Regions from separate parts of the Homo sapiens genome. Here regions 1 and 2 are each linked to region 3. Evidence: chromatin contacts called from ENCODE Hi-C or POLR2A ChIA-PET data. All regions are on one chromosome and are shown on one strand. The core of a region is the stretch at or near the end of the contact, and the rest is flanking DNA. Distances in the headings are between cores, read along the strand shown. Region 1 holds the start of ELOF1 (elongation factor 1). Region 2 holds the start of CCDC159 (coiled-coil domain containing 159). Region 3 holds the start of MAN2B1 (mannosidase alpha class 2B member 1).

Region 1 (4,022 bases), core at 429-2,928, 1.1 Mb after region 3:
TACTAAAAACAAAAGTTAGGTATACGTGTATAGATGGTTAAGTGGAAATAGCAAGTTGCACGGTAACTGTATAGTATGATTCCATCCTGTGTGTATTCTAGTTTGCTCCAGCACTGAAAAAGGGTCTCACAAGAGGGCAGTTCTACTGGTTACACTTGACGGTTACCAGGGTAACACTGCCCCCTAGGGGATATCCTAGAGATCCCTCTACAGACAGCCCCTGACTTGATTATGATAGGTTTATCGGGATGTAACCCCATCGTAAATCAAAGAGCATCTGTATTCGAAATACATTTCATTACAAATTATCTTCCTGAACACTCTAATGCAACAGCTCTTATCAAGGTCCGCAGGGACCAGACCCTTGCCAAACTCAACTGTCAATTCTCTTTCCTCATCTTCTTCAACTCAGGGACACGTGACACAGCTAACCCCTCTCTCTCTCCATCTTGAAATATCTTTTTCAGGCCAGGTGTGGTGGCTCATGCCTGTAATCCCAACAATTTGAGAGGCCGAGGTGGATGGATCACTTGAGGTCAGGAGTTCGAGACCAGCCTGACCAACATGGTGAAACCCCATCTCTACTAAAAATACAAAAATTAGCCAGGCATGGTAGTGCGCACCTGTAATCACAGCTACTTAAGAGGCTGAGGCAGGAGGATCGCTTGAACCCGGGAGGCTAAGGTTGCAGTGAGCCCATATGGCGTCACTGCACTCCAGCCTGGGCGACGGAGCGAAACCCTGTCTCAGAAAAAAACAAAACCAAAAATAAAAACCAATAAAAGTCCTTGGCCGGGCGCGGTGGCTCACGCCTGTAATCCCAGCACTTTGGGAGACCGAGGCGGGTGGATCGCGCCTGTAATCCCAGCACTTTGGGAGGCCGAGGCGGGTGGATCACGAGGTCAGGAGTTCAAGACCAGCCTGGCCAAGATGGTGAGACCCCATCCCTACTCAAAAAAAAAAAAAAAAAAAAAACTACAAAAATTAGCCGGGCGCGGTGACCGGCGCCTGTAATCCCAGCTACTCGGGAGGCTGAGGTAGGAGAATCACTTGAACCTGGGAGGCGGAGGTTGCAGTGGGCCGAAATCGAGCCACTGCACTCCAGCCTGGGCGACAAAGTGAGACTCCGTCTCAAAAAAATAAAATAAAATAAAACAAAAATAAAAAATAAAAATCCTTAACACGGCCCACGAGGCTCCATGGAATCTGGCCCCAGCCTGTCCACTCAACCTCATCTACTACAATCTGGGCACTCAAAATGTGGTCTGCGGATCAGCAGCATGGAAGTCACCTGGGAGCGAGTTAGAACAGCAGCCTCTCAGGCCTCCCTCTTCATCTGCTGGATCAGAACTTGAACTTTTTAGTTTGAGTAGAGCGTCTTCCATGCTTACAAGCTTCCCCTTCACCCTGATTCAGCCATAAGGTTATTTCATATTCCTCACTTGCCGCTCCTGGAAACTGACCAGAAGTACTGGCATCGCGCGTAGGTACAGGCAAATACGCACCGGCTCTTGCGCAGGCGCACTGCGTCTCCGTCGGAGCGCTGCTATTTGAGTACGCGTGCGCTCAGAGGAGCGGCGAAGGAGGCAGGGCCTATTTGCTGGGCTGTCCGGGATGGGGGTGGCCGGGACCTGAAAGTAGGAGAGGGGTTTCCGCTTCCGGCAGGAGTCGGAAGTCACTATCTCCCGGGTGAACGGAGCTTTCGCAGCTGGAGAAGGTGAGTGCTGGTGCGGCTCGTGCGAGTGGGCGTTGGGGGTGGGCAGGACTGGAAGTTCCTCTACTCCGTGCGTTTACGGGGTCCTGGAGGAGGCTCCTGGGACCTCGAGCTTGGGGGAAAGCCGGTCGGGGAGACTGACTCCCCCCGACCCCATCCTTCCAAGCGCGACTACCGGGACGCCTGGCTCCTCCCGGCGGCCGTCGGGAGGCGATGCCGAAGCTTTAGTGAGTCTGGAGGAACAGCCAACCCCCCACCTCTTGGGTACCAGCAGATTCGGGGGATGACTCCTCTGCCATCCCCTTTTGGCGCTCTTGGACTTAACGTTGTCACAGGACAGGCTGAGGCCTCTGCATTCCTTGTGCAAGCCAGACCCCATTCATGGGATGGGGAGACTGTAGTCCCTGGGCAAAATGAGCTTCTGGGGCTCATCCGTAGATTTTGTTTGGACTTTTTTTTTTTTTTTTGAGAGTGAGTCTTGCTGTGTCGCCGAGGCTGGAGTGCAGTGGCGCGATCATAGCTCATTGCAGCCTCGACCTCCTGGGCGCAAGCTTCCCACTTCAGCTTGCCGAGTAGCTGGGACTACAGACTCAAGGCTAATTTTTGTAATTTTGTAGAGATGAAGGGTCTCACTCTGTTTCCCAGGCTGGTCTGGAACTCCTGGCTTCAAGCGATCTTCCCACCTGGGCCTCCCAAAGTGATGAGATTACGGGCGTGACGTCCCAAAGTGATAGAGTTACAAGCAAACTGATTGAGTGATTTATTCAGTAATGGTTATTGCTGGGCACGGTGGCTCATGCTTGTAACGCCAGCACTTTGGGAGGCCGAGGCGGGAGTATCTCTTGAGCCCAGGAGTTCCAGACCAGGCTGGGCAACATGGTGGGTCCCTGTCTCTACAAAAAATACAAAAATTAGCTGGGCGTGGTGCCGCGGCTAATTTATATTTCAGAGGTAGAGGGGCAGGGGGAGGATCGCATAAGGAATGTGTGAGGGAAAAAGACATTGAGGATGAATCCAAGGTTTCTGATTTGATTATCCGGAAAGATGGAATTGCTGTTAGCTGAGATGAGGAAGACTGGAAGAGCAGGTTGCAATGTCAGGGGCTTGGTTTTGGACATGATATGTTTAATCTTAGGTGGAAGTTAGACATCAGGTGGAGGTGTGGCTGAGGCAGATAGATCAGAGTCTGCAGTTCAGACTCAAGGCTGGAGAAGCAGGTGGCCTCAGTGTAGAGTAGGCATGAAGCCCTAAGACTGGGTGAAATCTTCATGTGGTGAGTATAGCCAGAAAGGAGAGGATCCAACAATTAAACTCATGGGCTTTTTGCTCTGTTGCCCAGGCTGGAGTGCCTCGGCTCACTGCAACCTCCGCCTCCCAGGTTCAAGTGATTCTCCTGCCTCAGCCTCCCGAGTAGCTGGGATTACAGGCGTGCACCACCATGCCTGGCTAATTTTTGTATTTTTAGTAGAGATGGGGTTTCACCATGTTGGTCAGGCTGGTCTCGAACTCCTGACCTCGTGATCTGCCCACCTCGGCCTCCCAAAGTGCTGGGATTACAGGCGTGAACCACTGCACTCAGCCTTTTTTTTTTTTTTTTTTAGATGAAGTTTTGCTCTGTTGCCCAGGCTGGAGTGCGGTGGCACAATCTCAGCTCACTGAAACCTCCGACTCCCAGGTTCAAGCGATTCTCCTGCCTCAGCCTCTCTATTAGCTGGGATTACAGGCATGTGCCACCACGCCCAGCTAATTTTTGTATTTTTAGTAGAAATGGGGTTTCACCATGTTGGCCAGGCTGGTCTCCAACTCCTAACCTCAAGTGATCTGCCCACCTTGGCCTCCCAAAGTGCTGGGATTATAAACGTGAGCCACAGCGCCTGGCCCAAACTCACGTGCTCTCTTCATTGGAGCAAGTTGGCAGAGAGGCAGGAGCATAGGAGACTAGCAGGAGCCACCAGTGAGGCAGAGGACAGGGAGCACATGGCATCCTGAGAGCCACATGTGCTCTCAGGGGAGGAAGGACCTCTGGAATGGGAGGACTGCCATTGGGATTTGCAGTATGGAGCCACCAGTAACCTAAGTTTGGAGGCAAGGGGTGCAGAGAGATGGGTGGGAATGCAGATGGCTGTACACTAAAACAGCCTGCAGAGAAAAGGATCATAGCTGGAAGAGGATGAAGAGTTTTTTTTTCCCCCTTTTTAAATGAGGAGAGAGGTAATAACAAGTGTGTGAGAGTGATCCAGTGGAGCTGGAAAATTTGATGTTGCTCAAAGAAAAGGGGATGGGAGCCAGGGCAGAATGAACAAATTGT
Region 2 (3,896 bases), core at 706-3,205, 1.3 Mb after region 3:
CTACTAAAAATACAAAAACTAGCTGGGCATGGTGGTGGGCGCCTGTAATCCCAGCTACTCGGGAGGCTGAGGCAGGAGAATCACTTGAACCCGGGAGGCGGAGGTGGCAGTGAGCCGAGATTGCACCACTGCACTCCAGCCTCAGCAACAGAGTGAGACTCAGTCTCCAAAAATAAAAAACAACAACAAAAAAGATTATCCCAGCCCCAAGGTTTGGGCTGGGCAGTGAGAAGGACCCAGAAGGCCCCAAAGAAAAAAAATCAGGCCTCAGAAGAGTCCAAAGAAAAAAGGGACCTTGACATTGGCTTAAAGGAAGGCCTTTCCTGGCAGGGAGCAGCATGTGCAAAAGCTTGGAGGTGTGGAATCACATGCTCTATGCTGGTAAATTCATGATGGCTGAATCGAGGTCCGAGAGGAAGCAGCAGGAGGTTAGCAGAGCAGCTCCAGTAAGGCATTGACGGCCAAGCCAGGAGTTTCGACCTGGCCCCACAGGTGAATGCCAGCCATAGAGTGTGAGCAGGAGAGGCAGGGCATATCTGTTCAATAAATGTTAGCTGAATTGGGGCCCAGACCCGTGCTAGAAGAGGCTGGAAACAGGAAACAGCTGAGCTCTGGGTCTCACATTCAACTCCCCTCCCCCTCCAGTATAGCCACATATGGCACAGATGGAGATATCTGGGGCAGGTCTGCCTGGAGAAACTTCTAGGTGAAAGGCACCTTGCCCTGAGTCACACTCAGCCTCTTCCCCCAAATCCTCTAGACCTTTCTCTCTGTCACCCTTGCCAGGCCCTCTGCCTGATTCAGTCGACCTGGAAGACTCCTACACGCTCTTCAGAACTACTCAGGCTGGGCACGGTGGCTAACACCTGTAATCCTAGCACTTTGGGAGGCCAAGGCAGGTGGATCACCTGAGGTCAGGAGTTCGAGACCAGCCTGGCCAACATGGAGAAACCCCATCTCTACTAAAAATACAAAATTAGCCAGGCGTGGTGGCGCATGCCTGTAATCTCAGCTACTTGGAAGGGTGAGGCAGGAGAGTCGCTTGAACCTCAGAGGCGGAGGTTGCAGTGAGCCGATATCATGCCACTGTGCTCCAGCCCGGGCAACGAGAGCGAAACTCCGTCTCAAACACAAACAGACAAACAAAAACTATTCAGCATATCTTCAGTAAAATCTTCCTTAATCCTTTTTTAGGCTCCTATTTTCTGAGCACCTAATTGAGTGCCGGGCATCCCCTAAGCATTCACTGGATCTTCACACCCACCCTGTGATGTACACGTTTTTCTTCTGCCTGAAATGTCCTAAGCTGCCCCTCCGAGAGTCACTGCCTCAGGGAGGTCCTCACTTCCAGGGACAGCAGAGTATGACGGTTAAGCAGGGAAACTCTCCAGCTAGATGGCCTGGGTTCAAATCCTAGCTCTGTCCCTTCCAGCTGTGTAATACTGGTCGCGTTACTGAACCTCTCCATGCCTCAGTGTCCCCAACTATAAAAACGAGATGTCATAATAGTCACCTTACTGGGATGTTGTGATTAGATAAATTAATCCATGCCAGTGCCTGGTATAGAGTAATGGGGAGCTGTGTTTGCTCTGGAATGTCACGCTGAGAACCCGGGACTTAGGGACCATAGGAAGCCTGGGAGGCTTGGAGGGGAAAAGGAGAGGCATTTGAGAACCAGCTTAGGTCCCCAGTAGTGCCTCCTCTCTCCCCGTCCCATCCCGGTTGCTGCTTCCGTGTCCCTCCCGGGAGAATTATTTAGGGAGGGGGCGGGGTCATCATCCTGGCTCCGCCCCCTGGGTTGTGAAATCTACACCCGCCAGGCTCCAGAACCCCACCTACCACATACCACCTGTTCATGCTCTCCCATCAGGGACCACGAAGCCAGTCCTCAGCTGTGACGCTGAAGTTTGATCCCGCGGGGACACCATCGTATTAAAACGCTCAGAGACTGAGTCACAGAGAGGGGTGTGGCCGGCATTTTAGTTCCGCCCCTGCCGGAGTAGCCGAAGGCCTCATTGGCGCCTTCACGCTTCAGCTGCGCTTAGTAGCCGCGGCGTAATTGGATAAAAGCCCGTGGAGGGGGCGGGATCCCAGGGGGGTTTCTACGATTAGTCAATACCCAGGAGGGCGGGATAGAAAGGTGCAGATCTACGACCCGATTGGCTTCGGGCTCAGCTGGGAGGCGGGACGAATTATTGGTTGGGGGAAACCCACGAGGGGACGCGGCCGAGGAGGGTCGCTGTCCACCCGGGGGCGTGGGAGTGAGGTACCAGATTCAGCCCATTTGGCCCCGACGCCTCTGTTCTCGGAATCCGGGTGCTGCGGATTGAGGTCCCGGTTCCTAACGGTGGGATCGGTGTCCTCGGGATGAGATTTGGCGTTTCCTCGGGGCTTTGGTGGGATCGGTGTCCTCAGGATGAGATTTAGGGTTTCCTCGGGGCTTTCGGGATCTTCACCTAATATCCGGTATTATTTTATGAGAGGAGTGGTCTTGGCTGTCAGAACTGGATCCCTGGGGTGATATTTGGGAATTAGTGGAGTGATCTCTGAAGACCTAGGGCTATGATCTGGAGCTGCTGTGGCTGAAATTTGGGGCCTCTGAAGTGGCATGGAGATTGAGGTCCAGAGAGCCTGAGATCTTGAGGGCTGACATTTGGAGAGATGGGGTCGAGGGTTGTCTTTGGGCCTTGACTGCTTTGGGCCTTTCTCACTCTCATTCCCGGGATGCTTTGCCAGAATCTCTGCTGGATTGGCCGTAACCCTGTCCCCGAGCGGGCTCACAGGGTCTGAAGGCCACGCATGAGGCAAAGGTAAAGTTCTGAGCCACCCGGTGCCTCCTTCCCAGGACTGCAAGATGGAGGAAGGCGGGAACCTAGGAGGCCTGATTAAGATGGTCCATCTACTGGTCTTGTCAGGTGCCTGGGGCATGCAAATGTGGGTGACCTTCGTCTCAGGTAGGGACCCTCAGCTTGGATGTCATGGGTACCTGGGGTGGGGATGGAAATAAGAGGGGAACCGGGAAGTGCCCTAACACCCCTGTGGTCCCCATACCCTGCAGGCTTCCTGCTTTTCCGAAGCCTTCCCCGACATACCTTCGGACTAGTGCAGAGCAAACTCTTCCCCTTCTACTTCCACATCTCCATGGGCTGTGCCTTCATCAACCTCTGCATCTTGGCTTCACAGCATGCTTGGGCTCAGCTCACATTCTGGGAGGCCAGCCAGGTACGTGGGTTTGAGTGCCACTGCCCTCTGGAGACTTGTTCCCAGGACCTCAGTCAGCGCCTATGGCTACACCTTTTCCAGGGGGGGAAAAAAAAAGGCTAGGCATGGTGGCTCACGCCTGTAATCCCAACACTTTGGGAGGCCGAGGTGGGCGGATCACGAGGTCAGGAGTTCAAGACCAGCCTGACCAACATGGTGAAACCCCGTCTCTACTAAAAATACAAAAAAATTAGCCAGGCGTGGTGGTGTGCACCTGTAATTCCAGCTACTCAGGAGGCTGAGGCAGGAGAATTGCTTGAACCGAGGAGGCAGAGGTTGCAGTGAGCCGAGATCATGCCATTGCACTCCAGCCAGGGCGACAAAGCAAGACTCCATCTCAAAAAAAAAAAAAAAAAGGAAAGGAAAGGAGAGGAGAGGAAAGGAGAGGGGAGGGAAGAGGAAGGGAGGGGAGGGGAGCCCCTTCTTCCTGGTAGATACAAAGCTGGGCTCTGGATACCCTTGAGCAGTGCACAGCCTGTACAACAGTCCCCAGCAGCCCTGTCTATCCCCCAGCATCTCCCTGCTAGCTGCTGTTCCCTCTCCTCCCGCTGGCTGGGCCTGCTGCCAAGCTGTGGTGACTCAGCTGAGCTGGCACATTGACCCCAGCTTATTGTTTAAAAACCAGCCCGACTGGG
Region 3 (4,354 bases), core at 81-2,580:
CTGTCAGCCTCTTCTGTTCAGTGGGGTGTTCCTCCTACCTGGCGGGAAGGGCTCTAGCCCCATAGGCCTGGTGTGGGGCCCCAGTCTGGAGGCTTCTGGCTGTTCATTTGCTTACTTCATAAACCTTGTGTCTTAAGTCAGGTGCTAGGGACAAGACAGTGACTTCTGCCCTCTGGCAACTCACCAGATGGCCCTGCTGACCTAGATAATCTAGGCTTTGGTTTCCTTTTTTTTTTTTCCTTTTTAAGAAAGAAAATGGTCTTGATCTGTCATGCAGGCTGAGTGCAGTGGCACAATCTATGTTCACTGCAGCCTCAAACTCCTGGGCTCAAGCAATCCTCCCACCTCAGCCTGCCACGTAACTGGGACCACAAATGCGTGCTACCATGCCCAGTTAATTCTTGTTTTTTTTGAGACAGAGTTTTGCTCTTGTTGCCCAGGCTGGAGGGCAATGGCATGATCTTGATCTCGGCTCACTGCAACCTCCGCCTCCCAGGTTCAAGTGATTCTCCTGCCTCAGTCTCCCAAGTAGCTGGGATTACAGGCATGTGCCACCATGCCCAGCTAATTTTTGTATTTTTACATTTTGTGTAAAATTACAAATTTTGTGTTTTCAAACCCGTCTCTACAAAACAACCCATGTTGCCCAGGCTGGTCTCAAACTCCCAGGCCCAAGTGATTCACCAGCCTGGCCCTCCCAAAGTGCTGGGATTGCAGGCTTGAGCCACTGCGCCTGCCCTGGGCTTTGTTTTCTTATCAGAGAATGAACTGGTAGGAATTGGGAAAGGCATGAAAGACTCGGGGTCCTTCCCCACTTGTCAGACCCTCTTTTCTCTCCGGAACACCCAGGGATCCTTCTCAACCAGGCTGGATCCCATCCCTGGTACTCCAGGGGTATTTACCCAACGTCCCAATCCCCACAGTATAGGACTCTTCATCAGATCCTCCTCTTAGGCAAGCTAGGTCCTTCCAGGACCCTAGCGCTGAAGGTCCATGGGACGGACACCCTGGATTCCCATGGACACACTACACCGGCTAGGAAAACCCGGCCCCCTTAGGAAAAGCACTTCTGCTCCTACCGGCATTAAGAGGCATTCCGTCTTGGAATTCCGGCATTAAGAGGCATTCCGTCTTCATAGCCCGTGAGACGCCAGTGTCACCTTTAGCCCAACCAGTGCCCTGAGGGTGGCATTTTCCTACCTTCCTGTAACGACCCCCGGGATTGCCCAGGGCTACAGCCTCTCTCCCGTGAGCCTCCAGACCGCGCCCTGGCCCCGCCCCCCACCCCGATTGGCCCGGCCGGGTCTGGGGGCGGGGCGTTTGCCCGGCCTTTCCAGGGCCGGGGAACCCCAGGAGGAAGCTGCTGAGCCATGGGCGCCTACGCGCGGGCTTCGGGGGTCTGCGCTCGCGGCTGCCTGGACTCAGCAGGCCCCTGGACCATGTCCCGCGCCCTGCGGCCACCGCTCCCGCCTCTCTGCTTTTTCCTTTTGTTGCTGGCGGCTGCCGGTGCTCGGGCCGGGGGATACGAGGTGAGTGGGGCCTCCGAGCTGAAACGTACAGGAGGCAGAGTGAAACCCAGAATACAGTCTAGAGGTGTGGGTGGGTCTGTCCTGTGGGTGTCTAGTGAATGGCTGATGATATGACAGTGTGGTCTGAGTGCGTGCTTTGTGTCATTGCGAGGTCTGGCTGTGCGCATCTGAGTATAGGACTGTGTCTGATTGTACCTGCCTCCGTGTCTCCGGGATGCTTGCCTAGACTTTGTCTGCACTTAACTGTGGGATTGGAGGGGCAGGAGGTGGCAGGGGGTGAGCAGTGTATGTGTGGGGGGAGGTGCTGGCTGAGAGCTGGGACTCTGGAGTCTGCCTGAAATTCCAGCCTAGCTCTTACACTTCCTGAGTGTGTGACGTTGGGCAAGTCACCTATCCTCTCTAAGCCTCAGTGCCTTCATCTGGAAACTGGGGATAACATCACCCCACCTCCCACGGTGGCCGTCTGCTGTCGGCAAATGCTGAACAAACATCAGCTACTTCTATTATTATTTTCCCGGAGTGTGAATGAGAGCTGCCCTGTGGGGTTGTGCAAAGTGGAGTTGTATCTATGAGCACAACTATGTATGTGTGTGTCCTGCCTGGGAGGGCCTGGCCTCCTCTGCACATAGGCGAGATCAGGCCTCTCTGAGTCACTCACCTCTAGATCAAGACTTACTCTGCAGCCCCCGACCTCGGGGGTTATTGACAAGGTATGTGTGTTTGGGGTCCCTGTGCAGACATGCCCCACAGTGCAGCCGAACATGCTGAACGTGCACCTGCTGCCTCACACACATGATGACGTGGGCTGGCTCAAAACCGTGGACCAGTACTTTTATGGAAGTGAGTAGAGGATGGGGACTGGTCCCTGGGATCCCCATGGTCCCTGTAATCCCTCTGGGTCCTGGACATTAGGGTGGGGCCAGTGCTACCCTAATATCCAGGGTTTGGGCTCCTCTGTCTAGGAATAACCCCCTTGGCTCTGCTGTTCCCTGAGAGCCTTATCCCTGTTATCCACAGTCAAGAATGACATCCAGCACGCCGGTGTGCAGTACATCCTGGACTCGGTCATCTCTGCCTTGCTGGCAGATCCCACCCGTCGCTTCATTTACGTGGAGATTGCCTTCTTCTCCCGTTGGTGGCACCAGCAGACAAATGCCACACAGGAAGTCGTGCGAGACCTTGTGCGCCAGGGTGAGCCTACCCCAAGGAAGTGAAAAGAGGAAGCCCAGCCCAGCTTCTGCTTCTGCATCTCTGGTTTCTGAGATTTGTCATGCCACGTGCAAGCTGTATAACATGCGTGTCGCTCCGCCTGCCTGGACTCTCCATTTGGAGACCTCCTATACATCCCACAAAGCCCCACCTGCTGTGCATCCTCTGGGAAGCCTGCCATGCAGGGGGCCTCTTTCCCATATCTGGGAACTATGGCCTGGGAGCGACCCCTCTTGTCCTTCCGCCAGAAATGTGTACACAGGCAGGCTTTCACATTCCCAGTATCACCCACCCTACTCCCACTCCTGGCTCTGACCGCTGACCCTGACCTTGCCTGTCCTGGCACAGGGCGCCTGGAGTTCGCCAATGGTGGCTGGGTGATGAACGATGAGGCAGCCACCCACTACGGTGCCATCGTGGACCAGATGACACTTGGGCTGCGCTTTCTGGAGGACACATTTGGCAATGATGGGCGACCCCGTGTGGCCTGGCACATTGACCCCTTCGGCCACTCTCGGGAGCAGGCCTCGCTGTTTGCGCAGGTGCGACCCGGGACCTCTCTTGGGCCCACTTCTTCACTCACTCTGGCTCCTCCCTCGCCCAGTCAAACCCCGCCCTCTCCCTGCAATCTCACAAGGACCAGGCCCAGGCCTAGGCCTGTTGAAGCCCTGCCCCTTGAGTGAGCCGTAAAGCCAGTGGCTTTTGAGCTCTGGCCTCAGCCGGCTATGCCCAGCCCAGGCTGACCCAGCTCCGGCTGGCTCCGCCCTCTCCCCTAATAGGCCCCTCTTGGTGTTCTGGCCCCACCCACTAGCTCGGGTCCTGGCTCCTCCCTAAACCGGGTGGCAAGTGGATGCCTAGGCTGCCTTAAAAACAGGTTCATTACCTGTGCTCAGACCCCATCCATCCTCAGGCTGTGGAAGGGGGAACCTCATTCCTGGAGTCAGGCCTGCTCTGCGCTTTGACAGTGCTGGGGAGGTGAACCTGGGTTCTGATGTTGGACCCGCCCTCTCCCTGCTAGCCCAAGGTGGTGAGTTCTGAAACTTCCCCAAGCTTGGAAATAAGCTGGAGGCCTCTCTGTTTCAGCCCTACGTGTTTTTGTTTTTGTTTTTTGAGACAGGGTCTTGCTGTCATCCAGGCTGGAGTGCAGTGGTGCAATCCTAACTCACTATAGCCTCAATCTCCCGGATTCAAGCGATTCTCCTGTCTCAGCCCCCCTAGTAGATGAGACTACAAGAGCGCACCACTACGCCTGGCTAATTTTTAAATTTTTTGTAGACAGTCTGCCCGTGTTGTGCAGGCTGGTCTCAAAAACTCCTGGGTTTAAGTGATCCTCCTGTTTTGGCCTCCCAGAAGGCTGGGATCATAGGCAAGAGCCACCACATCGACCTAGCACTGCTTTTTAACCTGTGCTCTGACCTGCCCCTCCCAAGCAGAGGGGAGTTTGGTGGTGAGAGGGCTGGGCACTAATTCACACTGCCTTTTCCTCCCTCATCCCCAGATGGGCTTCGACGGCTTCTTCTTTGGGCGCCTTGATTATCAAGATAAGTGGGTACGGATGCAGAAGCTGGAGATGGAGCAGGTGTGGCGGGCCAGCACCAGCCTGAAGCCCCCGACCG

What was found. A loop is a pair of places that touch in the nucleus more often than their neighbours do. ChIA-PET counts read pairs that join two places held with the same protein, here RNA polymerase II (POLR2A). Pooled maps may share reads with other maps.
Region 1: a loop to region 3 is called in a map with no recorded cell type, with 11 times the contacts of the local background. The contact joins the promoter of ELOF1 here to the promoter of MAN2B1 in region 3. A Hi-C loop is called at or near these places in 1 of 37 single-sample maps with no recorded cell type and 3 of 50 pooled maps. POLR2A ChIA-PET finds 5 or more read pairs at or near these places in 2 of 52 experiments (OCI-LY7 and RWPE1).
Region 2: a pooled map shows a loop between it and region 3 (8-fold over the local background). The contact joins the promoter of CCDC159 here to the promoter of MAN2B1 in region 3. A Hi-C loop is called at or near these places in 2 of 50 pooled maps. POLR2A ChIA-PET finds 5 or more read pairs at or near these places in 2 of 52 experiments (OCI-LY7 and activated CD4-positive, alpha-beta T cell).

Annotation. Positions count from the first base shown.
Region 1 is chr19:11,556,886-11,560,907 of GRCh38, reverse strand. ELOF1 (elongation factor 1) reads left to right here and starts at 1,678. Exons shown (of 4, transcript NM_032377.4): 1 at 1,678-1,717. RefSeq lists an enhancer at 60-354.
Region 2 is chr19:11,344,578-11,348,473 of GRCh38, reverse strand. It overlaps CCDC159 (coiled-coil domain containing 159), which reads right to left and starts at 1,955. Exons shown (of 11, transcript NM_001080503.3): 1 at 1,847-1,955. The coding sequence starts at 1,867. TMEM205 (transmembrane protein 205) reads left to right here and starts at 2,206. Exons shown (of 3, transcript NM_198536.3): 1 at 2,206-2,954; 2 at 3,059-3,222. The coding sequence starts at 2,855. RefSeq lists an enhancer at 1,855-2,685.
Region 3 is chr19:12,663,718-12,668,071 of GRCh38, reverse strand. It overlaps MAN2B1 (mannosidase alpha class 2B member 1), which reads left to right and starts at 1,330. Exons shown (of 24, transcript NM_000528.4): 1 at 1,330-1,529; 2 at 2,267-2,369; 3 at 2,547-2,720; 4 at 3,087-3,280; 5 at 4,237-4,354. The coding sequence starts at 1,371. WDR83 (WD repeat domain 83) reads right to left here and starts at 1,265. Exons shown (of 11, transcript NM_001099737.3): 1 at 1,080-1,265. RefSeq lists a silencer at 1,188-1,467 and enhancers at 1,718-1,847, 1,868-1,997, 2,058-2,107, 2,648-2,697, 1,764-2,711 and 2 more.